Regions from separate parts of the Homo sapiens genome. Here region 1 is linked to region 2. Evidence: read pairs that join two places in POLR2A ChIA-PET (ENCODE). Cell type or tissue: MCF 10A. All regions are shown on one strand. Links, peaks and the distances in the headings refer to the core of each region. The heading gives the core; the rest is flanking DNA.

The links. ChIA-PET counts read pairs that join two places held together with the same protein. Peaks named below come from ENCODE experiments on the same cell type or tissue, not always from the same donor. Only the 100,000 strongest peaks of a DNase experiment are listed, where the experiment ranks them.
Region 1: POLR2A ChIA-PET joins it to region 2 with 5 read pairs; 2 of 35 experiments call an interaction of 5 or more read pairs at or near these places.

What each region holds. Positions count from the first base shown.
Region 1 is chr2:40,396,880-40,409,371 of GRCh38, reverse strand. All of the region lies in intron 2 of SLC8A1 (solute carrier family 8 member A1), which reads left to right. It also overlaps the pseudogene LOC124905995. Among named protein-coding and RNA genes, the nearest start is that of SLC8A1, 49 kb to the left of the region's middle. RefSeq lists an enhancer at 7,149-7,443. In MCF 10A, for the core only: no CTCF peak of the experiment used is centred there; DNase peaks (open chromatin) are centred at 5,721 and 7,301.
Region 2 is chr2:40,308,111-40,320,602 of GRCh38, reverse strand. The region is part of intron 2 of SLC8A1 (solute carrier family 8 member A1); the gene reads left to right. Among named protein-coding and RNA genes, the nearest start is that of SLC8A1, 140 kb to the left of the region's middle. RefSeq lists an enhancer at 1,276-1,777. In MCF 10A, for the core only: no CTCF peak of the experiment used is centred there; DNase peaks (open chromatin) are centred at 3,402 and 4,692.

The DNA.
Region 1 (12,492 bases), core at 5,201-9,200, 87 kb before region 2:
GCCATAATGCAGGGCAGAAATCCTGATTTTTCTCTTTACTCCAACTATATTCCTGAAGCCTGAATGTACAGATTTGTTTTTTCCCGTAGGAAAAAAATTAGAATATACCCTAGTAACAAAATATGATTGGGAACTTACAGGGGTATTTTAGTCAACTAATAGGTTCTTTTACATGAATACCAGAAGCTGTACCGATGTGACTATTGCAGGGAAATTTGTTCTGAGAAAAGGACCTTGTATTCTTGTCTCATTGTCTCAAAATGTAAATGACTACAGAAAAAGCAGCACTTTACAGGTCTGTCTTGAATTGGTATATTTGTAATGTCAAAAACAATATTTACATATAATCATTGACTACTGTTTAAAACGCTGTATAGTTACAACTTTTTTCATTCCTATGTAGTTACAGTTACCGAGAAAATTTTGTTTTTTTCTCTTATCTTTCTTTTGTTCCATTTTTCTATGGTTCTTATGGCTATATTTTTTTTCTATTTCAGTGTCTTTGGATTCAATACTTAAGTTGAAATGTGCTCAAATGCTCTATCTTTCAGCATAACAGAATTAGTCAAGTGCAAGGGATAATAAATTTGTATGACTAAATCTTGACCATACTCGTGAGTTTTAAATATCTAACTGGTGCCCCTTCGAAATACAGGTCTTTCGTGCTGTTTTACCACTGTTGTGTGTGTGAAGGCATGCTTCTCTGTGTAGAAACTTGTTCATTAGAAGCTGTTATTGTAGTTTCAATTCCCACAGTTGGGCCACCTACTTGTTACTCTCTTATTTTTCCAAAGCTGTCCTAATTGCTGTCTCCCTTCACCCAGATTCAAGCAGTTGAATTATGTTTTACTGTGTCCCTTGTGTAAAAGGAATGTCCAAAGTGCCAAAATTTCCTGTGGTTTTAGGAGGAGAATGGAGAAAATGAAACAGGAGAGAATCTCTTCACTTAGTGCTTCCAAATTGGCCTTTGTTTGTGTGAATCTGCAGAGGTGTGCTGCAGTGAGGATATCCACAGTCTAAGCTAATTTATCAAACTGTTGATAAGTTAAGCCTGGGAGGATTATTTGAGTAACTGTGTATCTCACAGAGAACAACATAAAGACTTTTGAAGGTATAAGTTTAGATCAGGCGTATCTGGTTCAATTCCGAAGAAACTTTTGGCATAAAAATGTATTGAACTATATTTGATGCCCCAAACTACATTAGGAGTTGTGTGATAGGGAAGAAAGGGTAGAAAAGAAACTAGAGATTGTAGAAGAATATATAGGGCTGTTTCTGTGGCTAAACTGACATTCTGGCATGCTGGAAGATTATTAACTTGTTATGGGGGTAACATATTTGTGACTTTATCACTTATGGGATATGCTCTGTGATGCCTAACACGGTTATATGTGTGTCCCTGCATTTGTGAGTGAATAAATGCAAACTGGTTAGTAGTTACAGTCACCAGTGAAGATCCACAGGATAGAAAAGTCACCTCAGAAGAGACTGAACAGGAGGCTGGCTCCTTGTAAAGAGAGTTGGCCAGAAAAGCAAATGCAACTCCTCTTGACCATCTCCTTTACCTGAAGGGTCCTTCCAAGAAAAGGTTAGGAAGGTCAAGTATTTAAAATATATTCACTGAATATTCACAAAGTGCCAGGAAGTTGGGGACATAAGGGTAAACAAGATAGAGGATGTCTTTTTGGAAAGAAATTGACAGTTTATGCAGCACAGCAATCAAAATGCAGTGCACCAAGAGCTGTGGGAGCTCCAATATAGAGCTGTGATATTCTTTCAGGACAGAGGACCTGTTGGTGTGGAAGGAAAGGCTGTTCACTGAGGTGGAGGATTAAAAATTCATAAAATGAAAATGGAAAAATGGACACAGGCAAAAGGCAGGAAGACAGAAAACTACCAATAAAAAAGAAACCACTGACGTTTGAAGAAGTGAAGGAAGTATAGATAGCATCTAATAAATCATCTCATTTTTACAGACAAGGAACCAGTCCATGAGGAATCTGGTGGGTCAGGTGTGGTGGCTTATGCCTGTAGTCCCAGCACTGTGGGAGGCCGAGGCGGGCAGATCACTGGAGGTCAGGAGTTCCAGACCAGCCTGGCCAACATGGTGAAACCCTGTCTCTACTAAAAATAGAAAAATTAGCCATGCCCGGTGGTGGGCACCTGTAATCCCAGATACTCAGGAGGCTGAGCAGGAGAATCTGTTGAACCTAGGAGGCAGAGGTTGCAGTGAGCTGGGATCGCACCACTGTACTCCAGCCTGGATGACAGAGTGAGACTCCCTCTCACACACACCCACACACAAATCTGCTGAGTGACATACTAAGATCACACAGTTAGAAAGGGGCAGATCTGGGCCTAGAACCTGGTAAGCCTAGTCCTCAGTCCACTCTTTGCATTGTCATCATGAAGTAAAAAAAACTGTGGAGAAGGAATTGAGAACACAACACAGAGGATTGCCTTGTTACTGTGCTATGTATATGCATGTGACGTAGATAGGGGGAATGCATATCATATACGGTTTCAATCCAAAGTGGCAAGTTTGAGAAGTTAGGTCCCTCTGCAGATGTCTCTGAGCATTGCTTTTACGTGAAACAAATGGGGTGAGCTGACAATGGTTAGATTGTAGGCTTAGATCGAAATGCAGGACCATGTTGCTTCCTCCATGGCTGACCTCTCAGCACTGCACACACAGCCTTGAGTAACAGAGGGCCTTGGGTTCCCACAGCTCTGCCACACTGATCTTATCAGTCCACCTGGGAAGATATTCCCCTCTTCTAGCTTACTAATATACCGTCTGCCCTTAGCCTTCACCTTAGATCGTGTGATGGCCCATTTTCCTACCCTCACTTGTCTGATAGTGAAAAGCTGCAGACTTTGATAGCTCAATAACCCATTTAGAAGTTTTGAAATTTTCTGACGTTTATTTATTATACATCCATTATACAATAAATAAGTAATCATGTTTATTATATATTTAATAATAGAACTATTAAAATGGCCTGGGGAATCTTCTAGCATCTTGGAAAAATAACTCTGCATTCATGAAGAATTACAAAGTCTAGGAATCCACAAAGCTCCAAGAACAGTGATACATTCTATTATTTTTACACTGCCTAACAAAAAGAAAATGTTCTATAGGGAGATCATATTTTGCATAATCTTTGGCATATATGTTTAAATTTTTGAGAAAATGCGGAATTTAAAACGCGGAGCCTGTGTCCATGTGCATTTGAATGTGTGTATATTTTATAAAGGTGACTGACAACAAATGAATCCAATATTAACTGCATTTTTCCACTAGTGGAAACAATTTGGGAGTTCAGTGCTATAGAAAGAGGATGTTGTATGTATAGAATACAGTGATGGAAGACATATTACATAAAATGATTTTGTGAAGATTATAGTAGTCTTTGAAGATTCAGCTAACAGATTTTTCAAAGTCATGCTAATCATTTTCAAAACAGCAAATTTATGGAAATGTAAGTTAGATTTCAGTTAGTTACTAACCTGATTTCAGGTCAAAGCTTATTCATACCATCAGAATAATTTACAGCTGGAGTGTTGCATGGATTGCCCGGAATAGGAGGACAAGGGAAGAAAGAATAGCCAAGGAAAAAAATAAGGCACCTGTTAGCTCAAGCATAAACACTGGAACTCATTAAAATCATTAAAGACTGAGTCAGTTGAAGAATTACCTCATTTTTCCCATTCTAACATTTCTAAAAAAGAAACACACACAAACCAACCATAAACCACCATGCAAGTAAGTGCTGGAATGCAAAAGTAAAAATGTGAAGTGCATTGTCTTTGTTAGAAATTGGAAAATGAATTGTGGCATGGGATCTCCCAAGAATTCTAGTTAGTCGGATGTGCTGGAAAAGCGGACAACTGTTAGATCATGACACATCCATTGTATTTTAAAGGCAAGCTCTTTTAAAATACCATATTTGAGGTATGGAAACATTCATGCACTTTTCTTGAGCACTATATATTTAAGACCTTCCTTGGATTTGATCCATAATGTTTCCCATATTTATTTAAATTTTTCTTGCAGAAATTGCTTTAGCAATTGTAGGTGTATGTCTCCTTCTAACTCTAAGCCACTATTCTTGCCCTAGCATCTTCTCCACTCGGTAATAAGAATGGGATTCATTTATGTTCTGAAATTTGGCACTCTGTCCAGTAATTGGGGTATTTCTTATGGGAATTAAGAAGTATGTTCCCCTGACACTTTTCCCCTTCTGCCTTGTGAGGACTGCTTCATTTACATCATTGTCTCCAATCCTCTGTTGAAATGAATTACATCCTATGGGGCTGGGGAGGGGGAGTAGCATGGACCTGCTCAGTGGTTCAGTAAATTACAGAATTTTCGTGGGATTATAAATCCACTTCTGGATACAAGTATTTGACAAATAGAAATAATTGCTATTACCCACAAGCTTTCATGGGCTTTGAAAAGAAAGGAAAATTAGTCTTTGTCAATTGCTTGTATGTAGCTTGTCTATAAAACAAAAAAATCACTGTGGCACCCTACTTTTCAGCATTCATTTGAACAGCAATGGGGGCCTTTTTGGACAGCCTGTTTAACTGCTCAACAACTAGCTTTCTGGTTAATTATGCATTTCAAGCTAGGAAGCAACGCACTCGTGCCAACTTGAAACTGCCGAAATGCTCTAGTTTTACTTTCAGATCATGAAAATGCGAGAAATGGCACCCTAAGTCAGACCAATGGTCTTTAGAGCCCATATTCTCTCTCTTAATAAATACAGCACATGGAAGACCAGTGAGAAAATGATGATTCATTAGTTTAATTAAATATTTCTTGGATTTCTTTCCTCAACATGCACAAACTCTTGGGATATTGAATTTTACATATTTGATAGCTGTTGCATAAAACCATATATTTAAATGTGTTCTTTTCAAATTACCATATCTATTGCAAAAAATGTATTGTCATAATTACTGAAGGCATCAGCAAAATTGTTGCATTACAGAGGAAATGTAGAATGGTTCTTAGTGTTTGCAACTGAGAATAAAAATGTTAATAGTCCAAAGTTTGACCATCATAGGCATACACAACTAAAGAAAAAAAGATATGTTGTCAGATTTGTGTACAAAGAAGCCTTTCTTCCATTAAAGTTGGACAAGTGTAAAAGCTATAGAGAATTATGCTAGGCTGGGTGCAGTGGCTGAAGCCTGTAATCCTCAGTACTTTGGAGGCTGAGGTAGAGGATCACTTGAGCCCAGAATCTCAAAACCAACCTGGTCAACATAGTGAGACCATATGTCTTAAAAAAAAATGCTGAAATTCATGGATTTGCTTTATCTTGATAGTCTAAGGTTAATATTCTCTATTAGATACCAGTGTATCTGCAAATCCATGATAAACCTAAGTTAATGAAAAGTTACATTTTGAAATAATCAAATGAAATAGTGACAACTAATATTCAGAAAAAAAGCTTTTTACTTATTTCCTTTAGGGTACATATGGCACTGTCAGGAGTTTATTTTTGCTTCATAGCTGTATTTTTGTGCTCTTGCCTTCGGAGACAATGCTATTATTATTCATTATTAGTTACACATATTTTGGATGCCAAAATGCTTTCTATGAATAGGTTCTGTACCTTATGAATCTTGCACAATAAATGTTCTTCAGCTAGTCTAAAGCTCATGTTGAAATTCAAGTTAGCTGAGTATTAATAGAGGAATGACAGAGGGAAGAAATTATAACTGCAAGGTCTTCCAGACTACTGACAAGGCTGCCTGGAATATTTAATGAGTCAGATGGTCCATGACTTGACTGTTTCAGAATTATAGGGTTCTACTGAATTTACTCCTGCAGGGAAAGTGTGGGCAAATACCTAAGCTCTCCCATTGTGGTCAGTAGTGTCTTTTTTGGTACGCATAAAGACATTAGCTCCTGTTGTGTAGAAAGAGGGTGGCGGATGGGGAATGGGGAATAGAGGCTGGGACTCTTGAAACAGGAGCCATTGAGAAAGCTCCCTGGATTGTTTACATTGATAACCTGCTAACCATGAAACGAGAGCATTTCCTCCTTAAGTAATTAAGAGTTTATTTCTTCTTAATGCCTGGGTTTAATGGGAGAATTTTTGCTTTGCAAAAGGTTTGCTTTTGAATAAGGTGAATTGACATGCTGTACTGAATAATGCCAAATTGCTTGGTATTTTTAAGCTTGCCTTTTTAATGTTTCATATTCAATGAGGATTAACTTTAAATACCAATTTAATCTAAATTTAAATTCCAAAATTGTTTCATGTGGTGTTCGTTATGTGTATTGTGCATATAGCCTACATCTTATACATTTGAGTGTCATTTGTATGTAAGTGTCATTATGGAAGGCACAAATGTCTAATTAGGGGAAAAATTTGTGGCTTTAATTTTCGTTAACTGTGGATCAGCTCTGGAACAGTAAGTCACAAATAAAAAATCAAATGGCACAATTGTGTTGGTAGCTAATAGCAATGACTTTCATCTGAGAGAGACAGTTTACTGAGCACAAAGTTAAAGGAGTAGGTGATGATGGTCTAGTCAAGTTGAGTAGTTGAATGATGACTACAGACACTTGCAAGCTTTCCTTTTACTTTCCTGTGATGGAAAACAAGATTGGGTGGAAACTCTGCAGAAAGACGTGGTGAAGAGTTTTTCTTTTGCACTGGAAAAGATGATGGCCATAATTAGGGAAAATGTGGCGATTAATCCAGGCCATGACAGAAAATCAAAGGAAATTTGAAGTTCTGTTTATCACCTATGTTTCAATCAATAAAAGCCTACAGTTGTGTTACTGGAAAGGGGTCCTAATCCAGACCCCAAGAGAGGGTTCTTGGACCTTGTGCAAGAAAGAATTCGGGGCAAATACATAAAGTGAAAGCAAGTTTATTAAGAAAGTAAAGGAATAAAAGAATGGCTACTCTCTACTCAGAGCAGCAGCATGGGCTGCTCAACTGATTATACTTACAGTTACTTCTTAATCATATGCCAAGGGGTGAATTATTCCTGAGTTTTTGGCAAAGGGGTGGGCAATTCTTGGAACTGAGGGTTCTCCCTGTTTAGACCATACATGTTAACTTCCTGATGTTGCCATGGCATTTGTAAACTGTCATGGTGCTGGTGGGAGTGTCTTTTAGCATGCCAATACATTATAATTAGCATATAATCAGCAGTGAGGAAGACCAGAAGTCACTTTCGCCACCATCTTGGTTTTGGTGGGTTTTGACCAGCTTCTTTACCACATCCTTTCACCAGCAAGGCCTTTGACCTGTATCGCGTCCTGTGACTAAGAATGCCTCACCACTTGAGAATGCAGCTCTGTAGGTCTCAGCCTTACTTTACCCAGCCCTTATTCATGGATGGAGTTGCTCTGCTTCAAATGCCTCTGACAATTATACACTTAAAGTTAGAAAATTAGATATGGGGCAATCTGTATATGTATTTTTTAGTACCCAATTACAGTTTTTTATGTGTACTAACTTCTGTACTTAGACACATGACCCATAAAGTCAAGAAAGAATCATTAAGAGCCTTTACTCATTTTAATGAATTAACCTCATAACCACACACCCAAAATGTAAGATCAATATATAAAAGTAAGTATAGATAGTTCCCCATAAACTTGGGATATAGTATTCAGTTAGCAAAATCTTACACTAAATGTAAATAGAATCTGCTTTGGTTTCATGACTTTGGGGAACTTTTTTTTTTTTTTCACTTAATGTGACAAAAAATACATATTAAGAACTCACAAAGCTTTCTTTTCTTTCTTTTTTTTTTTTTTTTTTTTTTTGACTGGCCTATTAATTCAAAACTAGTTTCCTTACTATGCAAGGAGCTTTACTAGGCAGTAAAATGAATACAAAGTTAAATTTAGTATGGGAGAAGAAATGTTTGTAAATATCTGTAATACAAAGAATCATGTTAAAAAAAATAGCATAGAAGAAAAACAGGTAACATGGAGATTTAGACCTTGAAAGGTTTGGGCAACATTCTAACAGTCCAAGTTGGGTAAAGAAGTTTAAGGGGAAGAAATAGTATGAACAAATACATAGAGGCAGGAAAACTTGTAGCGTGTTTGAAGAATGGTACAAGTACAGTTTCTCCGAAGTGTAGGGTTCTGAAAGTAGATGGTGTTTGGAAGATAACACTGCAAAGTGCAGGCATGCCACAGAGAAATGTCTTAGATGTAGTAGAAAGAACAGACCCATATAAGAAGACTTGCAATCAGGTTTTTCCCTTATTTCTGGGTGATGATTTCTGCAACTGGAAAATAGTAATAAATGTGCCCACCTCACAGTGACCTATGATGGTGTCTGTGTTTTCTAAACTGTAAAACACCATGCAAATACAAGATACAGATGTCCTCCTCCTCGTGGCACCAAAATTCTGTGTGGCTTCCTTTTTCTCCTCCTCTCTCCCAAGTTTTTCAAATGTGGCTTTTCCCACTGAGTTTACTGCTCCCTGCCCATTTCCTGCCTTTGCTTATTACACGGAGAACTGGCTCTCTGGGCAGTGCTCCCTATGCCAGTTGGCAGACAAAGTCCTTAGAAGGCAGATGCTCCAATTCTGACATCATCACCAAAATCTCTTCTAGTTTTCTGAGAAGAGCCCTCTCCTACCCCCATCTTGCAAGGGAACTGGTACCTTTCTTTCCGTGGCTCTCTGTCCCTCCCACCTCATTTTCCCTCTGAAGGAGGTAGTTCATTCCCCACTGAGTTTGCCAGCAGGAACACCCTCTCATTTCCTCCCTGTCTGCCTGCTTCTCCTTCTCCCCTTTCCTCCTCATGTGATCCATGAAAGTTTTACAAAGGACTTTGACTCAGGCCAAGAGAAAACAAAAGATTAGAAAAGAAGAGTCTAGTGAATGCATGGTTTGATTTGAAATACATTTGCCACGTTGCCAGGAACATTTTGACTACACAGCTTCTAGTTCCTTTGTGAATTCTCAGATAGCCCAGTCTGACTCCTTTTCTTTTTCTTTCCTGGGTGAGTCTTCCCTTCAATTATGTACCCTCATCTTTCGGTTCTAGGATCTTTTGGTTCTAGGATAGGTTAATGGAAATAAATGTAGTGATGAATGATACAAGTTGTTACGTAGCAGGACAAGCCGCAGACAAAACTCCTCAGACACCAAGTTAAAGAAGGAAGGGGTTTATTCGGCCGGGGGCATCGGCAAGACTCCTGTCTCAAGAGCCGAGCTCACCGAGTGAGCAATTCCTGTCCCTTTTAAGGGCTCACAACTCTAAGGGGGTGCACGCGAGAGGGTCGTGATCGATTGAGCAAGCAGCGGGTACGTGACTGGGGGCTGCATGCACTGTTAATTAGATCAGAACAAAACAGGATAGGGATTTTCACAGTGCTTTTCTATACAATGTCTGTAATCTATAGGTAAAATAACCGATTAGGTCAGGGGTCGATCTTTAACGACCAGGCCCAGGGTGTGGCGCCGGGCGGTCTGCTTGTGGATTTCATTTCTGCCTTTTAGTTTTTACTTTTTCTTTCTTTGGAGGCAGGAATTGGGCATAAGGCAATATGAGGGGTGGTCCCCTCCCTTAGTTAATTGGCTAAGGAATTTAGAAAGATGGTGGTTTTCATTATGTCAGTTTCAGCAACTTAAGATGGTTTCACTTATTCATCAGTGACTTTTTTTCCCCCAAATGTCCTTGGTAAAAATGACAGGGGCTATTTACTTAATATTAGTATTTCCCACAGCATAGCATTTTTGGTAACATAACAATTTAAGGCCCCTAGGGAGCATTTAGATGGTTTTTCATTCTGGTAAGAGTTAGATTAAAAATTGCAGTCTTTTTATTTTTTGGATCTAGACCTCTAGAGACGAGACCATTCCAGACCTGCATAAAATTCCTTCAGCCAACTTCTCCTTCAAGGATTTTGAGAAGGTCATCCTAAGAGCCTAGCCTAAGCTGCAGCAAGGTTGCAGTGGCCATAATCTACCTGGCGTGTTGTTTCTGTTGATTTTTCCCCAAACTTCTCTGATCCTAGTGTGGGGTATGTGAAAAAGGGGAGACGAGGGGTAGGGGAGACGAGGGGTAGAGGAGGCCCTCACAAAACAGTGTCAGTGAATCTCGTATTTGGTTTTCCGAAGGCATGTTGCTAGCTGCAGATTGCTGTCTAGATTTCTTGCTGGGAAGCTTAATCTAATAAAAAATCTTTCAACATTTCTGCAGTTCTGTTCTAAATCAGTGGGAATCAGGTGATACTTTGGCTGTTTTACCTGTTCTTTCCTCTTATATGACCATGAAAATGTTAAAATAATAGGTACTCCTGACTGATGAATCTCTGACAGATGCTTTCTCATTTGGGTCCCTGGGCTGTTTGTGACTTTACATTCCTTATTTCATTTTTAAAAGTCATTTTTCAAAATGTTTTGTCAAATATATAGATGATAGATAAATAGAGAGATAGAGTCTGTTTCTTGATAAGCCACACTGACAAATTTTGCAAACATCAGAATCTGTTGCTTCTTCCTAGGCCAAGGGAAGTGTGTCATTTATCAATCAAACTGGGTAGTAGCAGTTGAAGAAGAGCTGTAACTGTCATCCTAGCATAGTTTATAACAGCAGAAGATTCAAAACAAGCTAAATATCAATATGGGGATGGTTATGAAAATCACAAGGAAATACTATACAGCCATTTTAAAAGAATGTTTCAAATGAATAATTATTTACAAAAAGATGTTCACATATTTTATTTCATAAAAGGGACTTTTAAAAATCATATTGACTATTCTATGATTGCATTTTTATAAAAATAAAATATGTACGTAGGAAATTTATTTGAAAATTGTGTTAGTGGGTCACCTTAATGGTATGATAGTGGATATTATTTTCTTCTTTCTGTTTATCCACATATTCTGCTTTTTATAATGAAATTGTATTGCTATTGTAATTCTTTAAGTTACTTAAAATTTAACTACATACAGTAGAAAAACAAATATACCACCAATAACCAGGAACAAGACAGTACCATGACATATGGTGAGGAGTGGATCTAGATATGATACACGCGTTAGTAACATAGGTCAAAAGACTCTGCTGGTAGTGCTGAGAGACTCCTCTAAAAAGCCAGCCAAACTGGAGGCCAGATCAGCAAGAGGAATTGAAGAAGCTGACCAAGACTAGGGAGAAGGGACCAAGGCACGTTGTACTTCTCTTGAGCCTGGAATCAGGTTTGCATTGGAAATAAGCTGGAAAAGAAAAAGTGGCTCCATATTTTAAGAGCTAAAAGACTGTGGGTACTTCTGGGTTACTTTCTTTCAATAACTGCAGAAGAAATGCTGTTTCTCCAAGCTGGCACTGGTGTCAAATGAACAGAGGGTCTCCCCATTCTGTTATTTTCCTGGCAGTTGAAACATCCGTTGGCTCAGCTGTTTAATGTGTAAGTTCAGTGTCCCACAGGCCATTCTCCATAAGGCAGCAGCTACCCAACCATGATAAATTTAGTGTCAGGTCTGCATTCAGAGCACACTGTGTCCCACTTTAAGAAATTGCCCTGGGTCATGTAGCTAGTTGTAGAAGTCTGTGCAAATGCTGGTGATTCCCAGGGAAGAAAGATAATATTTTTCTTTGACCTGGATCTCTGTTTCTATTGATTCTCAGAGTGGTTCTCCTGGTGAGAATCCTTTCCACTTCTGAATGCTTTGTGCCACTTGTCTCAGGGTAGGGCCTGAGTATTGTCACATTTATGAAACTATACATATGTGGTTCTGATATGCAGCTAGCATTCAGAAGACTGATCTGGAACGGTCAGGCTCGGCAAATGTATGTGGATACATAGTAATGATAACATGAAAACTTTCAAGTGCGTAGATGGTTTCACACCCACAATCAGTTGACAGTGCTTCTTGTGTTGATTACCCACCTGTGAAAATGGATTTGCAGCAATTCCTCTTCCCTAGTCCTCACTGTGAGCAATGGAAAACTTAGTTGAGATGAGCTTTGACTATGGAATGAGACAAGCCAATTATTCCATGTTGGAACTGCCTCTGAATTTTATTATCTATAATGCTTGTTTTTATCAACTTAGAAAACTGACCTGAAAGTCATAAGCTAAACCATCAATGGGCACATTAGCTCATGACATGTATACACTAGCAGCTGACAGTGGAATACAATTCAGAAAGAGAGAAAAGGAAGGGGTGGAGTCAGACACCTTCTTGGATATCTACTATGTGCCAGGAATTACTTTAAACACTGTGTATCTGTTCTCATTCAATCCCTACAACAATACTTCACCTTTTTTCTGTTCAATAAAATTAACTGATCCACGGATCCACTCTTTGCACAGAGCACTGAAATATTCTCATCAGCAACTTTCAGTTAAGCAATATTTAGACATTACTTTTCCAGGGCCATGGAAATTGCAGATTTAAACCCTGAAACCTGTCAAACCTTGTGCAAAATGACAAAGCCCACCTCCCCTAACACCGTCCTGAACAGTGGATCCCTGTGGACTAGC
Region 2 (12,492 bases), core at 3,044-7,043:
AGTTTTAAGATACCTAATATAGCTGAAAGCTATTTCCTTGTTATTTAATAAACGTCTGATTTTAGGCAAATCCCATTCTTCCTTATTTTTGGACATCAAATTGTAGTTTTACATTTATTTGTTTAGGGTTATCCACAACATGAAACACACACAACTCATTAAAAGTAAATTATATTTTCAGAAGTCCATCAGCTAATGCCAGGTAAACTGTACCAGCAACTAAGGGCAGTGGACATAATGGTTTGGAGAATAATGTCATGTTGGAGGACAAGGTTGACCCCTGTTCCCTGGCTAATATTTAATCTATATTTTAATGAAAACATCGGATGTTTATTTTTGCATTGAAAAAAAAGAATAAGTATTGAAATTTTTCTGAAAGGGAAAAACAATGTATGTGTATTTACAAATGTAGTATGTGGCACTTACATTAAATAAAAAACACCTGCAACTATACAGGCTGTGAGAGACTTAGGTAATATGAAGATGATGGTGATGGTAATGATGATAATGATGACATGAGACAAATACCAATATTTATTGAGTCCCATCTCTTAAATTGTTGTGCCCTTGGCATTTGACCATCATTCTATTTCCATGTAACAGCTTTAAAAGGGAGGTGCCATAATCCCCATTTAAGATGCAGAACCATCCACTTGTTCACATCAGCAATATTGTGTTCAGTTTTTAGTGCCACTTTTTAATAACGACATTGGTAAGCTCTCTCCACAGAAGGAGGAGCAAAATTGTGATATATCTAGAGGTCATATTATTTAAGAAATTGATAAGAAAGTGGAAGAATAATTAGGACTTGGGAGTTCATAATAACTTCTTTCAGCTACTAAAATGGTTGTCCTGGGGAAGAATTGTTTGCAGAGCTCTCCAAAGGCAGAATGATGGCTAATGGAGGAAAGTCAAATGAAGACTTCGTGTTACTGTCATGCCTAACATAAGGAGGAGCTTTGTGACAGGCGGAACTGCTCATATATAATATATGGGAGTATGAGATGTGCTGCTTAGTGAGGCATCTACTCTTTCATTCACTTAATCATTTGTTCAGAAAACGTGTTTTGAACGTCTCTGATAAAGAACACATGGTCTAGAGAGAAATTCAGTGCTACCAAAGCTGGATCAACCAGGTGACAAAGGAAGCTCCAAGAATTAATTGACTAGGAACTGCAAAAATCCATGCTTCAGAAAACCAGTGAGAAGACTAAAAACCCTGATGATATTAAGTGAGGCATAGTGGGTTCCTTAGTCCTGTACCTCCAAGAATAGTGAAAGAAAGCAAAATTAAAGAGAGTCAGTGTTGAGCTATGTGTGCTGCATTTAAAATGGTGTGACCTGCTGGAAGCTTCACGAACACTTGTTAAGTGTTCTATTTAGGAAACTGGAAATTCTCATTGTGATCACACGCATCTCATAAAACAATCCATCGCTTGGATTTCTCTCAGAGGTGAAATAAAGCCATTCCCACACTGCCTGTTAACAGAAATATGCCAGGAATTAAGGCTTTCTCATTGTGTCTACCTAAATTACCTTCTCAGCTGGGTATTCCTGTCTCACTTTCCAAATCCTGTTTCCTGGGAGTTGAAAGCTTTCCAGTTGGTGTATTTATAGCAGTGGCAAATCCATAGAATCATTGTTCACATTCTAGTAACAGTAACATCTGCAGAAATTCTTTGCCCCAGATAGCAATTTTACCCTCAAACATTGTATTGAAAAGTTGAGGGAAAAAAAAGAACAACTTCCAGAGAATAACTTTCCTAAGCGTTGCACACAGTAGGCACTTGATATAGCTGGTAGGCTTTCGTCTGATAGAGCCTTGTGTAACTTCCGGAGTCCTAAAGACTGAATTTCAATGCATATACTTTCCTCATCAATTGCAGTTAGTAAATAAAAATAGTAGCACTATTTTGGGACTGAATTTTGTAAAATATCTCTAGGTTCTACTTAGACAGCAACGGTCTACATTTATAGGGGGCACTATACTCCATATGGTTGGAGGCAGTTTGTATAAGAGTTAAGTGTGTGATTTGAAGTCAGGTGATTCTGGTTTCATCACTTACTGGTCACATGGCTTTGGAAATGTTATAAAGTTTTTTTTTCTTTTCTGTAAAATAGATATAAAAATAATACCAAAATCCTAGAATTGTAGGATCATTAGTTAATGTAGTACATTGAAGTGATTTAGTATGATCCTTGGTACATAGTAAGTGTGAGTCAAAACTAACAGCTCTTGAATAGTGTTAAGTAGAACAATATCCTGGAATGAGGTTTTTAAAAGACAGATGCCCAGCCTCTTTCAGGAGAGGCTCTAATTAGGTAGTTTTGAGATGAGGCTCAGATAATCATATTTTGAACCATTCCTCTAGGAAATTCTGACGCACACCAGAATTTTAAAAATCACTGGATGATTATGACTTTTTGTTTTTACCACTCCCAAACTTAGCCCAGTTCCAGCAAGTTGACTTTGCCTGCTTAAGATGTAAAGAGAGAAAGAAAAATAATTAAGTGTTCCATGTGATAGTACTTGTTGCCGTGAATCCATATTTAGTGCCTTCTTTCAAATCAAAGCTTGCACTGGTCTCTTGTTATACACTTCAGTGTTGCTCTCCAATCCTCTCAGCCCTGACCCACCAGGAAATCTGCACTGTTAGTGCATGCTGAATATCCACAGCAATGACCTCACAGAACTCTACATACCACCTCGAGGAGTGAAGCCAAGGTCAGCATCAGGTTTTCAGTATGATGAAAATAAAATGTAAATTTCAAAAATTGGGGACATAACACAAATTTACTGTTTTCTTTAAACATTTTAAACATTGCCATAATTTTCAGATAAGAATAAATTTTTTAAGTAAGGGCAACTTAAGGTAATAGACTTACAGAGTTTGAGGAATTGTGTGTCCTAATTACAAATTGAGCTTGCTTCATTTTTAAATAGCTTTTATCTTTAAAAAAAAGCACAATGCAGTATAACATTTTAAATAAATATTCCTATTTTTCTAGTTATATATCCTGTTCTTTAGTTGTTGACATACAGTCATGTCTTTAAAAGTATTTTCATTTTAAAGAAGACCAAGTGAGCCTATAATTAATCAATGTTTGTGTAGAGTTGTTGCAAGTTTTCTCTAATAAAACTTGCTTTAAGCTTTTTATTTTTATCAGTGCTTGCCTTGTCAGTGATTTGTTGACATGAGTCAGAATTTTTCTCCAGCTTAAACCAAAACAACTATTTTCCCTAATTCAGAAAAATATGATTCATAAAACCAATATGATTACATGATGTATGTAGCTTATTTTATTACCACTGCCTTGCATCAATCTGAGAAGTGATGGATACTGTCTGTCTCCAGTAATAAATAACAGAGAGGAGTTAGTCGAACAAGAGAATTGAGAAAACAGTATCTCTGCTTGAGTCAGGGAGAACTAACCTTGTCTCTGCCAAGGATACCTTCAAAGAAGCCGAACTATTCAGTAACATATTATGCAATCTTAATTCTAGGAGATGTATTTTTAATGCAACTAATCCTACTAAAACTGAATGCTATTAGTTTAACACAATTTTTGAGCACTTACTCCGTATGAGTGAACAAAGTAGAAAAATTCCCCACCCTTCAGGAGTGTTATTTGAGTGGAGGGCTATTTATAAATAAATAAATGAGCCAGATGATGACATAAAGCATGGTAAGACAGGGAGAGGGACTTTCAGGGATGATGAATGCCCTGAGGTATGGTTGCTTTCCTTTATCCCTATGAGACTAAGATTACATGTTGGGCACTCTGAGATGCTGGGCCACCACTGGGTAATGTATTGAGATAAAACACAAATTGGGGGAGGGAGGTATTTTGGACAGCCACGTTAGGGCCCTGATATAAATCAAGATTTGCATTAGGAAATAAGCTCAGAGAAGATCTGAGAAAAAGCAGGAGTGATGAGGTTTGTATGAAAATACTATCAGGCAAAATCTGCAGGAGGGCAGTAGACCCTGACCTAATACATTATTGTGTTGTGAAAAGTTGTTTTATGAAAACTCATGATCTCAGCTAAAGCTTTATCAGGCTTAAACAAAGAACACATGTTCCTAATTTTAATATTTATAATGAACCAAGTGGACTTTTTAATACCAAACTTATCTATCAAATATTTAACCAAATTTTGTGTTCCTATACGACGTTCAAATTAATAGGAAAAAATCCTCCAGTAAGCTTTTTGAGTGTATTTAGGTCTTTTCCAGTAGAGAGAACATACTGCTTTTTGGAGGTAGTAAAAGTTATTCAAGTGGTGTTCCTTTCAATAAATTTCTTTTCAACATCCAAGTTGCAAGCCTTCTCTTCAGTTTTCTTATGTCCTTGAACCACAAAGGACAGTTGAGTCCAGAATGATATCAGTGTGATTGGATCCAGGCTTATAAACCAAATAGGTTTTTACTGATCATGATCACAACCAATTGACACTTTCTTTTTCACCATGTATACTATGTCAGTGAGGTACCCACAGAGGTTGTCTTGTCGACAGACAGACATTCAGGTCCTTCTTGGGGAACAAAAGACTTTCATATCACGTTTTTTTGCATGTGATGCTTGTATGCAGAACCTATGGACTATTTTCTACATAGAAGGTCTATAGCACACAATTTAAATTGGCCTGAGACCAGTGTAATTACTTAACTTGGTTGCATGCCCAGGTCCGTTTCATGACACATACCAGTGACAAATGTTCTCATTGCAAGAAGCTTTTGAGTATTTTCCCCCTTTTGTTTCTTAATACATTATCACCATGTGCCAAAGGCTATAAAGAACTTAGATAACATTTAGATAAATTTCTATCTCTGGGACATGTTACTGGAAAATAAGTCTCCAAGATGATTGCACTTTAGCTACATGAAAAGACTTCAGATAAATATTCCTGAAGGTTTGATTTCAGACAAGACAGTGACATTAAAGAGCATGTGATCCATTTTTATTTATTTTGACCAATTCTTCAAGCAGGGATCATGATTTGGGGTCACATTTTAAGTTACATACCAACTTTAAAATTCACTGTTCTTTTTCCCTTTTTAAACGCTAGTTCAATACTAACCCAGTTGGATGTAGCAAATATAGATACAAAAGCAGTTGTAACAGGGATAGCCAACTGAAATTCCAAAAAAAAAAAAAAAAATTCTTAGGAAAGAAAATGGTTATTTACCTTACTCACTCTAATCTAGTATCATTGAGGCACAACTGTGACTAACCTTCCATTTTTCTAGAAATTACGTTTTGCAATTCAGCATTAATAATAATAAAATGTTAACCATATTACTGTATTGATAACCACCATACTGACGAACTAGAAAAGGGAAAACATATGATCATCTCAATAGATATTGAAAAGGCAATCAACTAAACCCAACATCTGTCCCTGATGTTAAGAACCCTCAGAAATATTAGGAATAGTGGGAACTTCTTCAACCTAATAAAGGACATACATGAAAAAACTAAAATTAACATCATACTTAACAATGAAAGACTGAATGCTTCTCTCCTAATATTGGGAATAAAGCAAGGATGTCTTGGCTCTCACCACTTTTATTCAACGTTGTACTGGAGGTGCTAGCCAGTGCAATAAAGCAAGAAAAAAAATTACATCCAGATTGGAAAGACAGAAATGAACCTCTGTATTCGTAGACAACATGATTATTTATATAAAAATCTGATAAAAATCTGTAAAACCACTAAAACTAGTAAGGGAGTTTAACAAGTTTGCAGGGTACAAGATTAATATGCAGAAATTAATTGTATTTCTAAATACGAGAAACAAATGCAAACTGATATTAGAAAAACAGTACCATTTACAATGTCATCAAAAATATAAAATACTTGGGGATAAATCTGACCAAAAGATGGGCAAGACTTGTACACTGAAAATTAAAAACATTCCTGAGAGTAATTAAAGAAAACCTAAATAAATAGACAGATATGCCTTTCACAGGTCAGAAAACATCATATTTTTAAGATAATCGTTCTTCCCAAATTGATCTAGAGATTCAATGTAATTCCAGTGAAAATCCCAATAAGCATTTTTTTTTTGGTGTAAATTTTTCAAGCTTTTTCTAAAGTTCATGTATAAATACAGAGGACCTAAAATAGCTAAAATACCACTGGAAAAAAAGAACAAAAGGATAACACTACTTGATTTCAAGATTTATTTTATTGTTTCAGGTACCAAGCTAGTGTGGTAGTGGCATAAAAATAGAAATAAGTGATTAGAATGGAATAAACTATGGAAATAGATCCACACATATATGAATAAACTGGTTTTGGATTTTGTTGTTGTTGTTATTCTAACAAAAATACAAGGCAATTCTGTGCAGAACAAATGCTTCCCGAAATATTGTATATGCAGCAAATAAAAAATGAATTTTGATCTATTACTTCACACTATATGCACAAATTCCAAATGTATCTGAAACCTAATAAAAAACCTCAATTATATTTTTTTCAAAAAACGGTGAAGAAAGTCTTTGAGAACTTAGGTTAGGCAAAGATTTCCTAGATTCTTTATCCAAAACATTATCTATTTTTAAAAATTGATAACATTTAAACCTTTTACTCTGAAATATGTTGTTCAGTGAAGGAAAAGACAGGCTAGACTGAAAGAAAATACTGGCAAATAGTATATCTAACAAAATATTTATATCAGAATATTTAATTAATGCTCAAAATTTAACAATTAAGAAAACACAGCAAAAAATTGGTCAAATATTTGAGCAGATATTTCACTAAAGAAAATATATGTTAACAAATAAGCACATGGAAATATGCTCAACATCATTTACTCACTAGGGAAATGTAAATTAACCCCAATGAAATAGTAATGCACACTGAATAGAGTAGCTACAATTAAAAATTGACCATATCCAGGTACTGTGACTCACGCCTGTAATCCCAACATTTTGGGAGGCCGAGGTGGGAGGTTCGCTTGAACCCAGCAGTTCAAGACCAGTCTGGGCAATATAGGAAGAACCTGTCTCATTAAAAAAAAATTGACCACACCAAATATTTATAAATACATGGAGGAACCCAAACTCAACTACACTGCTGGTTGGAATGTAAAATGGTACGACTACCTTAGGAGACCGTTTTTTTAAAAGTTAAACATACACTTATCATATAATCCAGCCATTCTACACCTTGGTATCTACCCAACAGAAAAGAAAGCATATAGCTATACAAAGACTTGTACAACTCAAAACAACCTAGATATCTATTAGCAAGTGAATAAGTAATCAAATTATACCATTTCCATACACAGCAATACTACTCAGCAATAAAAAGGAATGAACTATTTATATATCACACAACATGGATGACTCTTAAAATAATTAGGCTGAGTGAAAGCCTGACTCTCCTCCTTCCCCTCCCCAAAGTACATAATGGATTATTCTATTTGTGTAAAATTATTGGAGATTCATACTAATCCACAGTGACAATAAAATTATTGATTACTTGGAGAGGGAATAGCTAGAGAAGAGAACTTTGGGGGGTAATGGATACGTTTATTACCTTGATTATGGCAAAGGTACATATATATGTGTGTGTGTGTATATACGTAGTATATGCAGCATATGTATACATATATTTTATACACACATATACATATGTGTGTATGTATTTCAAAACCCATTAGATTTATCGCATTGAACACTTTATGTTCAGTTTATTATATGTCAGTGATACATCAAATAAAGCTGTTAAAAAACTGGAACAATCGATCTCTAGAACATGGGAGTAACTGTGAAAAGAATATACAATTTAAAACTAATCTATAGTTTTCTACAGTTGATAAAGTTTGGCATTATATCTGGCACACCATGGTTCCAAATCTAAAAGTAGGAACTTCTGCTTCTATTTATGTGATTAACTTGGTATGCAATCTTATCTTGTATTTTCCAATGTATGTGACCCATTGGTTTAGAATCAGAAGTCCATCCTTATAGAAACTTATGAAATATACAGGATATATAGAAAAATTTGCTTCCATATACATATTTATACCTGTATATTTTATTTATATTTATACTTGTACTTATCTAAAACCCTTTATACTTTTATAATTTGTGGAGAAAATGCCCTTCAGAGTCAAATACTGAATAGAAAAGCAGAATTTGATTAAAATGTTACAGGATGAAGTTTCCTGGACCACTGTTAGCAGATGTGTGATGAGCAAAGTGGCACCATTAATATAACCTATGATGAAAATAGTACCCCTCACAGTTGCGCATCACGATGACCCTGGTAGTTTGTTTTATTGGAAAATAATCATGATCTATTGTAGCTTTCAACTTCATGAATAAACAAAGAAGGTGATTCAAAGTCCATTACTAGTAGGGCTTTCCTATGAGGTAAAGGTGGATAACAATAAGCTCAGCAAGTGTGCTTATTGAGGTGATGTTCCTGTAAACTTTGCAACAAGACAGAGATGACTTGCTTGTTTCAAATACAATGTAGTCAGCCTGAAGCTTGAGGGTAAATCCTAACCATGAATTTTTTGTCTAGCCTAGGGAGAAGATGGTGATTTAATAAATCAAAAGGAGTGAGAATGAGCTGTACCTCTTTGAGACGCAAGGGAGGAGGGAAGGGGAGTAGGTCAAGTCCCCAAACATTTGTTTCCTTTCACAAGTGCCTCTTTGTACTGGTTTATATTTGATGTAGAACTATTTTCTGAGTTTGTGGAGATGATAAGGACAACTTGCTTTTATTTTTGTTATCGATTCTAAAATGATATTTGTTGTAGAAACTGATAATGAACCAGTCTTGCAAACACAATATTCAAAACAAAGTCTATTTTTAATATTTTAATTATGCAAGTAATCCATGTTCATTCCAGAAAAAAAAATAGAAGATAAAGAGAACAAAACAACAAAAAATTATAGAAACTAAATCCTTATATAATTCCACTACTTGGGGATACAATTGTCAATACTTTATGGATGTCCTTCCAGATATATTCTTTGTATATACACACAAATATAAATAAACACACTTGTAAGATATATAAAGACATCAAATTTTAAATGTTCTTCTATAGTTTTTATTTCACTCAACATGTTACTAAACTTTTGAGTTCAGTAGACATACATCATACCGCCATATTAATGCCTTCGATTTTCTCATATGAATGCATCAAAATTTTTTGACTAATCTGAAGGCTATTTTTAAAATTTATTTATTTTTAATTTTTTTTCTGAAGAAAAAATGATTTTTTTCTATACAATGATGCTAGAAGAAACTGATTTAAAAGTTACAGCTTTGAATGTTAAATGATGAAGGGTTTTGGAGTCATTCCTTTTGACCTACTAATTTTACAATTCTGTTGAACACCAAGTGTTTTTTAGTGGTCATCACGTGATATTTATGTGCATATTTTGGGCATCACTGTTCTAATTCCCATTGACTGACGTGTTGGGGACCTCATTCATTTCTTTCAGTTCTTAAACCTATAGATTGATACTAATCTATTAATGTACTTAAAATGTAAAGGAACCCCAGGTGTTTAGACAATTAACCAATAAAAATTATTTCTCTCAGTTTCTAAACCTATAGATTGATACTATTAAATTTATTTAAAATGTAAAGGAACTCCAGGTATTTAGACAATTAAACCAATAAAAATTAGGTCAAAGAACATCAAACTTTTCTTTTAAGCTAATATAAAAATATCTAAGACCTTCTGCTGATTGTCACATAGTATAAGGGTATGTGAGTAAATGGTTGCTAAACTGCATTTTGGCACTAACATATGACCAGATCCATCTGTTGGGATCCCATGCCGTGGTCCCATGGCAGTGAGCTATTGTGGAAAATGTATTCTACTGAGTGGAGGGAGATGAAGGAAGTGATCACTAAGGTTGGTGAGCTTGAGGGGAGGTCTCTTAGCCCCTCTAGAGCTCAGATTGTTCATCTTCAAAACCATGGTGCTAAAGAATATAGCTCTAAATTTTTCTCCAGTGCAAATATTCTATGCTTCTGTGACAGAGAACTCTGAAGTCACATGGCCTGAGTCAGGGCAGCTGCTACAGACCCGAGTACTACAGATCCTTGGCTGCTTGGTGTACATCCCTGGCCACTGACCTCTTCTCACCCACTGTTCTTTCTCTCTTAATTGATTCTGTCCTGACCCAGGACTCAGATCTTAACTGTGTATCTGAACACCTTTGTCTTGCACTTTCTTTCCTCAATTCTCAATTATGACCTGTTTCTTGCTTGTGTTCTGGGCAGTTTTTCATGTCTCACTGGGTTAACCCAACTACTTGGGTTTCCCATAACCCTTAGGGCTACACCGTAAATGTGCTGCCTGTGACCATGGCATCCAAGGCTCGTCATAAGACTGGACTGGGTCTGCACCAACTCCATACATCTGGAAGAAAAGAAAAGCTTCAACACCTCATTACCTTGGACACAGTAATTACTTGGAAGATGTTAGTACAGATACATGTATGACATGAATAAACTTGAAAACATTCTGCTGGGTGAAAGAAGCCAAACACAAAAGGTGACATATTGTATGATTCCATTTATATGAAATAATCAGAAATAAAAAGTAGGCTAGTGATTGCCAGGGGCTGAGGGGAAGGGAAAGCAGGAGTGAATGGTTATTGGTACAGGGTTTCTTTTGGGGCTGAATACAATGTTCTGGAATTAGAGAATGGTGATGGTTGCACAACCTTATGAATATACTAAAAACCACTGAATTATACACTTTAAACATGTTGGATTTTATTATATGTAAATTATATATCAATAAAAAATGGTTAGGATGGGAACGATAGCTCACGCCTGTAATCCCAGCACTTTGGGAGGCCAAGGCGGGCGGATCATGAGGTCAGGAGTTTGAGACCAGCCTGGCCAACATAGTGAAACCCTGTCTCTACTGAAAATACAAAAATTAGCTGGGCATGGTGGCACACACCTGTAGTCCCAGCTACTTGGGAGGGTGAGGCAGGAGAATCTCTTGAACCTGGGAGCAGAAATTATGGTCAGCCAAGATTGCACCATTGCACTCCAGCCTGGGCAACAGAGCGAGACTCCGTCTCACAAAAAAAAAAAAAAAAAAAAGTAAAATATTCAGGAGATCATTCATTTACACAATATGACCTGCTTAGACATTTGAGAATATTTCAGTAACCAATTTTAGGGAGATCATAGAATCAGGTAGCTCCAGCCAAAAACACGTATCCTTTTTATCTGTGCGCCTTCCAAAGCCTGAAGCACTCTTTCCCTAGGGAAGAAGCTATGATGATTACTGTAGAGATAGCAGCAACAGGAAGCTGCAATAAATATCTACAAACTTTATTCCTGTGTTGAAAATGCAGCTCCTGCCTAAAATATTAGAAATACCTCTTGAATAAGAAGATAAATAAGGAATAAACAAAATTTACCTAAAGCACTGTCACCTTGGTATGTGTCCCCTCAAAAGCTAAATGCAGTAAAAATAATGAAACATCAACAATAACAAAACAGGTTGGATTTCACTGGTGAAGCTTTTTTTTTCACTGCAAAATAATTGGTTCAACTAGTTATTTCACCATGTCTAAGCATTTTAGGTTGCATGAATGCAATTTCAACATCTCCAGTTAACTATGGAGACCAACTGTCCACAGGACCCAGTCCCCCAAATATTTTGCAAGGTTATTTCTTCCACTCCTCCCCAGGAAGATTTATGCTCTGTCTTCTCTAAATGCTGAGAGCAAGTCCTATTTTTAAAAGCCTCCAGAGAAGATGCTTCTACAAAGAGATGGGATGACAAAGTTTTGCCCTTTGCAGCGTTCTCAGTGGAGCTAATCAGCCAGGTGTCTGATCTCCATGGCGTCTACCTGACTCCCTTTCCCCCATAGGACTGAGCCCCTATTGGAAATAACTGCGAGCCCAATACACCTTTAGAGGTTTGTTTTTATTTTGTTTGATTTTTTTTTCCAACAGAGAAATTCCTTCTGCTTACTGAGTAAAGTATAGCACTATGATATTGGTGGTGATTCCCAGAAGTCTTGGTAGCTCAGAGCCTTAAACATCACTTAAGAGAAAACCTTCCAAGCTTCTTCCTGTCATTTACTGCCTAGCAGAAATGGCCCAGGTTCCCTCAAACCACGAAGTCTTTGGTTACTTTCTGTAGCATGTTGTATCAGCATATCCAGTGACCTTTCTACTCCACCTTTGCTGTCCCTCGAATCAGATCTGAAAAGTGTCTACCTTTGCAGAAAAAACAAATGAAGTACAGTTTTGCCCAGGATAACCCAGTAAAGTAGTGATTGGCTGAGAATGCAGATCTGAAGGCTCTATCCTATTAAGTTTATATCACTCCAATTTGATTCAAGGTTTTTTATTCATAATAGGAAAGATAATGTCACTGCCACGAATCATGAGGCACCTTCTCCTCAGAAATTAGCAAAAAGCAGATGCCACACTAAGCACTTGGTGCTTTAAGGACAAGAAATTCTCTAGTAGTCTGTA